Regions from separate parts of the Mus musculus genome. Here all the other regions are linked to region 2. Evidence: chromatin loops called from intact Hi-C (ENCODE). Cell type or tissue: heart. All regions are shown on one strand.

What was found. Peaks named below come from ENCODE experiments on the same cell type or tissue, not always from the same donor. Only the 100,000 strongest peaks of a DNase experiment are listed, where the experiment ranks them.
Region 1: it touches region 2 in a loop (2.5-fold over the local background); 3 of 42 quality-filtered maps call a loop at or near these places.
Region 3: a loop joins it to region 2, with 2.3 times the contacts of the local background. A loop is called at or near these places in 3 of 42 quality-filtered maps.

What each region holds. Positions count from the first base shown.
Region 1 is chr12:10,438,443-10,440,942 of GRCm38, reverse strand. No RefSeq gene overlaps it. Among named protein-coding and RNA genes, the nearest start is that of Gm38407, 6.7 kb to the left of the region's middle. In heart, no CTCF peak of the experiment used is centred here; DNase peaks (open chromatin) are centred at 1,242 and 2,202; H3K27me3 peaks cover 476 bases.
Region 2 is chr12:9,165,113-9,167,612 of GRCm38, reverse strand. No RefSeq gene overlaps it. Among named protein-coding and RNA genes, the nearest start is that of Ttc32, 140 kb to the right of the region's middle. In heart, a CTCF peak has its summit at 1,226 (motif pointing left); DNase peaks (open chromatin) are centred at 1,212 and 2,032.
Region 3 is chr12:9,568,663-9,571,162 of GRCm38, reverse strand. It overlaps 1700022H16Rik (RIKEN cDNA 1700022H16 gene), which reads left to right and starts at 578. Exons shown (of 4, transcript NR_045488.1): 1 at 578-643; 2 at 780-957. In heart, a CTCF peak has its summit at 1,100 (motif pointing left); a DNase peak (open chromatin) is centred at 982; H3K4me3 peaks cover 1,129 bases.

The sequences.
Region 1 (2,500 bases), 1.3 Mb before region 2:
CGTCTCCTAAATATTTAATTCAGTATTAAATTGCTTTTAAAATAAAATTACTCGGTTTTTCCCCCTGAAACTAAATTGGTTTTGCCTCATAAACACTAAGAAAATGAGGGAAAATTTTAAAAATCATTTTAGTAGTAGCAATGACAAGCTACATGGGGCATTGACTGTAGGCTTATTTTGGCAACCATAATCCTACACATACTCGCTGAATAGCCCTGCATGGCAAACACAGTGTCAGGAATAATACAACAAGATGAAGGAGACTTGGTTCCTGTCCCTTGAAACAGTCTACAAAGGCTGCAGCTCAGGGGAGCTCTCTCTGCACCAGCGTCCTTTTTAGAGAACAAAAAGTTCTCCAGGAAACACTATACAGCGTCTTCCATCCTTGCATCTTCATAATTCACAGTAAAACCTTTTCAGCTGACTTAAGCCTGAAGAGGGGTGGGAGGGGGAAAAAAAGGAAGGAGAGAAAAGAAAAAGAAAAACAAGAACTAAATACATGTGACAATAAATCTGAGATCATAAACCGTGGGATTCCTTCATAATACCACACTCTTCAGAATCAGGCAGTATTTTTCATCTGACACGGATTTAAAGGTAGCTCAAAGAAAACATGGGATTAACTGTAAGTAGTGGGATAGGAACCACGAGCCAAGCTTGCAAATAAACACATCAGAGACTTGGTCTAAAAAAAGGCAGAACACAAATAACGTCCTCTTGATGTGCCTACAGTTTCGTTCAACTGTTCCCAGGTCATGAACTAATTTGCCAAAAAAGAGGTTAACTCCAGTGCAGCAGGCAGCATTTGAGGAAACAGGTTTTGTGCATACTGCCTGTGGAGTCAGGCCACTGGAAGCCCTGCCTATGTAATGGCTCTCAGATGAGCACTTTTAAACACTCTTTTGTGTATGTGAATGGATACAAGGGGCTTTAGGACACTGCAGACTAAGGTCCTTAACAAATGTGGGCTTGGCTTGTTCCCAAATGGATGTCTCCCGAATTAGCCTAAATAAATTGAGGGCTTGAATGACCTTGGGCAATGTACTCCGCCCCCCTCCCTTCAAGTGAGGTGTCCTTCGTATAAAACAAGGGATTGGGATGGGTTGATCTTTCAATTCTCTCCCAGGATCCAAAGGCCTGTCCCTAAAGATTCAACACAGGAAAGCTGACCTCTGCCCCTCGCAGCTTCCAGCTGAAGGAGAACAGAAAAGTAGCCAAAGCCCAGGGAGCGCAGCAGGAGGGTGATTTCCAGCTCCGCTAATCTTCCAGAACTCCAGGGCTCGGAGTCACTGGAGGGTGAACAGCAGCGTTATATCATTTCCAGGCAAGGCCCGTGGTTTCCCCATTTCATCATTTGCTGCCACTGATCTAGCTCTTCTAGCGTCCTGACTTCTAACATGCATAGTAAATGGGTTTTTTTCTTGGGGACTTGACGGCGCATGCACATTCCCAGGCTTTGCTTTCCACCATTGTCAGTGAATAGGTTTAGAATGACCAGCACCTAGCTGGGCTTAATGATCACCCAAGAAATCAAATGCAGCAGCAGCTTATGGGGACCACCCACTTAACTGCCCAAGAGCCTAGGTTGTCCTCACAACATGAGCACTAGGAACCAGAGACCCATGTGATTTTGCAGTGTAACAGAGGACACACAAAAGAAGCGGCTAGGCATTAGATCAAAAACCTAACACAAATAAAAGTGAATGAATACATGAACCAAACACATAGAACGGGGAGGTCGTTATCACTGAACTGCCAGCCACGGAACTTAGTGGTGGTGGTGGTGACCTTTTTCAACATGGAAGGAAAAGCTCGAGTCAGTGTGAGACACAACCTAAAATAGGCTCTAAATCTGGGTTTCCAGTTGGACACCAGAAGCAGTAGAATTCATGAACGGGGATGTCTCTTCTCTAGTGAACACAGCTGGACAGAGGGAGTCCCTAAGCCTCAAGTATATTTTAAGCTGCATCTCTCAAAATGTCAAAAGTGGGATTAAAGTGTAAATGATTGTCAATTCATTCCTTCTCTCCTGGTACTATGCTGTTACAGGCGGATTCTGGTTTATGGGGAGGGGAAAGGTGGGATGGTCTTCCAGTGTAACCGAATAGAGCACAGAGGGAATGAGGAGTCCCAGTGTGTCTTGGGGGAGGGGAGCAGTTCACAGGCTGCTACTTTTTTGTGACATAGCTTTTATGGGGGGAGAGCCAGAATATTAAGCTCATTGCTTCCAGATGGAAAGGTTGGACAAAACAGAGGTCTTGGCTCTGAAAGCCTGGACGCAGTGGTGCGATATGGACCTGACATATTGAAGTAATCGAGATAGAAGATCTGGCTTTAGCCAAGGCTGTCAGATAGATACTTTTTAAAACATTACATGGTTTGTAACAAGGTATTGTGTATCCTCCCAGCAACCCTGCCGCCTTAGTCTCTGGGAAGGAGGTGGGGGGAAAGTGTGCTTATTTTGCTTGAGTTACTAAAGCTCCTTTTATATAGGAGGAAT
Region 2 (2,500 bases):
GGGAGATTCCTCAGTGGGGAAGAGTATTTGCTGCATATGCACGAGGCCTTGCACTCTATCCCCAGCACCTAATATTCAAAGCTGGGCATCACTACACACACACTTATAACCCCAGGGCTGAGAGAAGCTGAGATAGACTGTTCCCCAGAGTGTTGGCCAGACATTGTAGCTAAAACAGCATGCCCCAAGTTCCCCAAGTCTGGGGACTTGTCTTGAGAAATTACAGTATAGAGTAATAGACTAAGATAGCTGATGTCCTCCGTGTGTGCACATAGGCACACATACATGCACACAGAGGGAGGAAGGGAGGGACTCAGGGAGGGAGCCAGGAAGCCAGAGATCCAGGGAGCCAGGGAGCCAGGGAGCCAGGGAGGGAGAGGGGAGAGATGGTCTTATAGAGCCTTCTCATCTGCAGGGTGGACACCAATTTTTATTGCCTGCACAAGCACCCCCAAGAGGCTAGGAGACAGGTACAGTGAACATATGGACACAGGCCAACAGCACTGAACACCAGCTTAAGCTGTGAGAAGCCCTGAGCACTCATCTCCAAATCCCTGGAGAGCCACTCAGGAAGGAAGCTGCACTCATCCCCACCTCTGGGGTCCCAAGACACTGAAAGATGGCGGCACACAAAATTGTTGTTCTCCAAAGCCACAGGGATACTTCCTGTCAGTTCTCATAATTGAGTATTACAGTATTTAAATTACAAATTGAGGCTTATTTTTACAGGTGTCATTTTAAATATAACACGAAATTTCTTGACATCACATCAGCCCCTCCACACAAACAGCTGCACTAAGCTGCCTGCATGTGGAAGGCACATGGCCGAAGAGGGTTGTGTTACAGCATGCTTTGCATAAGCGCAGGCATGGCGTGTGTGCATGGGAGGGAGGGAGATAGGGGTGAGGGTCATATGACTGATCAAGAGTGTGTGAGCATGCACAACACCGGGAGTAGGTATAAGTGGATGTCGAACTGTGTGCAGCAGTGAACACATGGAGCCTACGTGGATAAAGGTGTAGGGTGCCTGAGAGTCAGAATCATGTTCAAACCCATTGCTGGAGGATCCAGCCCCACTGGATTTAATTGCACAGGGGACAATCGGTAGAAACTGGCTGGTCTCTGTCTCCCTCAGCTAACCATAAGGCTCAGCATCTGGGCCAGCTCCTCCACAGGGTAGAGGGGCTGCTATCACCACCCAAGGCAGTGCTACAGTGCCCTCTAGTGGACACTGTCCCTACCCCAACCCATAGCCAGACCCAAAAGAGAAAAGACACTTGTTCGTGCCATTCCTGTGGTCAAATCCCAAGAGTGAGTCTATCAGCCACCTTCAAGCACCCACGAAGAGCCTTCCCTGTGACTCCCTCAATTCCCTGAAACAAAGACCCAGGGTAGCTGAAGCCATAGCTTTAATCCTCCATCGGACCTCCAGTCTTTCTTGAACTGGGCCAGTCACAGCCTAAAGTCATCTGGCTTCTTCCTGCTGTGGAGACATCCTTACCTGCAAGAGTCACCCTGTCACCTTCATCTAGAAAAATTCCACCTAACTCCCAATCCTGGAAGAGAGAGGGGCCCTCCAAGTCTTTCTTCAGCGTGCAAGAAGCTCTCCAAGAAACCTCAATGTCTAAGTCTATCTAAGAGTTCCAGAGGCCAAACCTTAGACCAGGAGTCCCCCACTGGGCCCATCATGTAAAAGAAAGAGAGACAACTCTATGGAGTGGGAAAGTTCTCCCTTCATCTCTCATGGAACCAGCTTCAATGGTGTTTGGAGAAAGATAAACAGAGACTAGGGAGGCAGCTCTGTCTAACTCCACCGAATCAATCTTGGCCTGGAAATAGTACTGGAGCAGAGTACTGCATGTAGATGGTAAGTGGGCAGCTCAAATATGGCAACTCCTCTGGAAGGCTATTTATAGAGTGGGAAAGAGGGGTGTGACATAAACAAGGCATAAACCTAACAAAAGAATTCTCTGGGAGTACACTCGAGCAAAATGTTATTCATGGCACTAGCAGGCACCCACCAGGCTAAAGAGCAGTGTGACGCTGCGAGGACAATGGTTGGGCATCAGCCAGGGTCCAGAGGGAAGTGCCACTACCCAACACACTGATGGAGGACATTAATGAGGGGGGGGAGGTTCTTGAAGAGAAAATTGGAGTCATTCAATGGCAGAAAGCCACAGAACCATGGGGAAACAGCCATATCCCAACATCCCTCTTAGAACTAGTGACTACATGTGTCCCAGCAATAAGCCCCGATGCCTCCCACCTCCACCCCAGAACCATTCTATAATGTCCAGCATGTAATCTCCAGCATGAATTTAAAGCCAGCAGCCCAGAATTCACCCCATCCTGCCTCACACAAGATTGAGCTCTGAAAACCAGAACCCTGGGGTTTACTTAAGGAAAGCAGAGGAAACCAGAAGCATGTGCACTGTGTGAATGGGAACAGAATGGTCAGGTGGGCTGGCTGTTCCCCTGTGCTCCAAAGCCACAATCCTAA
Region 3 (2,500 bases), 400 kb before region 2:
CCACAGATACACAAAAGTGATCTCTTTCTGCTAAGTGGAATTTACTTAATATTTGCGAAGTGTCGCTTTTACAGCAAACTTTCCTGCAACTACTTTGTGGACATCTTGAGGGAAGTCTTCTCATTATCCCCCCCACCCCACCCCATATGCAAGATTGGAACCTTTAAATCTCGAGGGGAGGGGATTTAGCTTTACCCGTGTGCTCATTGAGATGATGAACTGTAATGGCTCAATAGTTCCTCTGGAACCATTATAGTCAATCGGGTCAAAATCCAGCTCGGAGGAGGAGGGGTTAAATTTCAGAGGTAGGCAATGCAGCTTATGTACAAGTTTGAGACCTTACAGCCTCTGAAAATCTACAAGGTAGCCAGGATTTAGAGAACAGAAGCCCGTGGCTAAGGTCGATGTTTATTGTTGTGACAGCGACAGGCAAGTTACGGTCCCCAAACTGAAAGGGAAAGCGAACACCCTTTTCCCAGACGTTTCCCGCATCCTAAGTTCCTTGTGAACGTCTAAGCATCTTCTAATTATTAAACGTCACAACAGGGCATCTACGTGGATATATACCTTTGTCTTTGTTTCTTTTTGAAGGAAACACGAATATACACAAGAGATTGCACGAACTCTGGCCATACTCTCTTCGGTAAAATGAAAAGATAATGACTTGTGCAAAATATGGGCGAAGGGCATAGTAGAGCTTTTTAAAATGAGTGATTAGAATCATTTTTGACACACAAACACCTGCGCTCTGGTGGAACTGAAATGTTCTTTCCTCCAAGGTGGGAAGTGAGCACATCAGAAAAGACCCAGTGTCTTACAAAGCAAGAGAAGATGGAGAAAAGTTGTTGCAGTTGAGCTGTGTGCAGTTGGGATGGAACCCTGGATTAGAATCACCTACCACACCCGCAGCGCTGCGTACTGGACCTGCAAGGGGCACCGAAGGAAGGAGTGCTCGAGGTAATTAAACATTTCCAGACACTGGAGGGCTGTTACCTGCACAGCGATTTCCGGCTGGGGGGCTCTGAAAACGTCTGGCTGCGAAGTTTTTAAACCAAGCTCCCCGACGCAATCATGAAGAAAACGCTCCCCCTGCTGGCGAGGAAGCGACATCTCTCAGTTTCCTTTCCTAGAAAAGCCAAGAACTCAGCTATCCCTTTTTTTTTTTATTTTTACCAGAGTGGTTTTCACGGAATTTCCCATTACTCTTTTAAAATCACGTGCACTCTTACTCTTCTAGAAGAAGGGAGAATTCTTCCCCACCCCTTTCGAAGGTTTGTGCATCCTTGCATCAAATCAGACATTTCTGATTTTATTTATTTTAATAATCTGAAGTCTTTAGCATTTTCTGCCTCCAGTGCCTTCTCATCTTGGGAACCACTATGAACAAAGATCTGGGGGGAAGATTTGTGGTTCTCAGGGATGGACTGGGGTGTGTATCTTCTGTCCAGGCACCGTGAGGTGAGGTTACCTCCTTCTTACTCTCTCACCATGGCTCAGTTCTCCCTGGAGCACATTATCCTCCTCACAGGTCTGTTTTGGACTCTGAGGAAGCACAGGAACGGGAAGAGAATCTGTTCCCGTGAACCATTTCCCCTAAATTCTTGAAGCTATTTGTGCTTTAGTCTCTCCTATTTGCATCCCTTTTCATTGTTGACTTCTCCAAAAGTGTTTTAATTGGACCCTCTCTTTTTCTTGTTATCCACACACAGGCTCTCTGACAGAGATCTGGACACAGAAACCCTAAGATTCTCTATGAAAACAAGTCTCTAGACAGTCCCCAAGCTACAAAAGAAACACAAGGTCTAAAAGATCATGGTACTTTACTCCTTGGAGCAAATTATTGAGAAAGTCACACACACACACACACACACACACACACACACACACACACCACTACCAACAGAAACAACAACAGCAACACTGCAGAGATGGACATGCCCTGGAAAGGAAAAGATCAATGCTCTGCCCTGCTCCAGATCAAGAAGATCCATCCTTCCTGGCACCTAGCCTTACCTTTGCCCCACTAAGGAGTAGAGTGTAGCCATGTCTTCCTCATCTTCAACTTTCAGGAAAGGATGCCAAGGGATTTGACCTCAGCTAGATGATTCAGGACACTATCATATGTGCAGCTCTTGCCCCAGTCACTCAAAACCTCAAAGTGCTTAATCTTGGTGCTTCAACAATATTACCTACCCAGTGGAAGGGGACCACGTGCCTGGGTCTCCTTTGTGTTTATGTCAGGGAAACTTCTGTAGGCCATGCTGCCATATTGAGGAGGTGCCAGGCCACCAGAGTGGTGACCCAGGTTAAAGAGAAGCTGCTGCCCTCTGAAACTTGGAAATCATCCTCTCTGGTGCAGTGTTTTACGTGTGGTGTTCCTCCATCAAGAGACTTGAACTTGAATACCAGCTTTGGGTAGATATGGGCATCAGGTTAGAACTGAGAACACTGAATAAGGAAAACTCAGTTCAGTATGTTAACCATCCACAAAAACCAACCA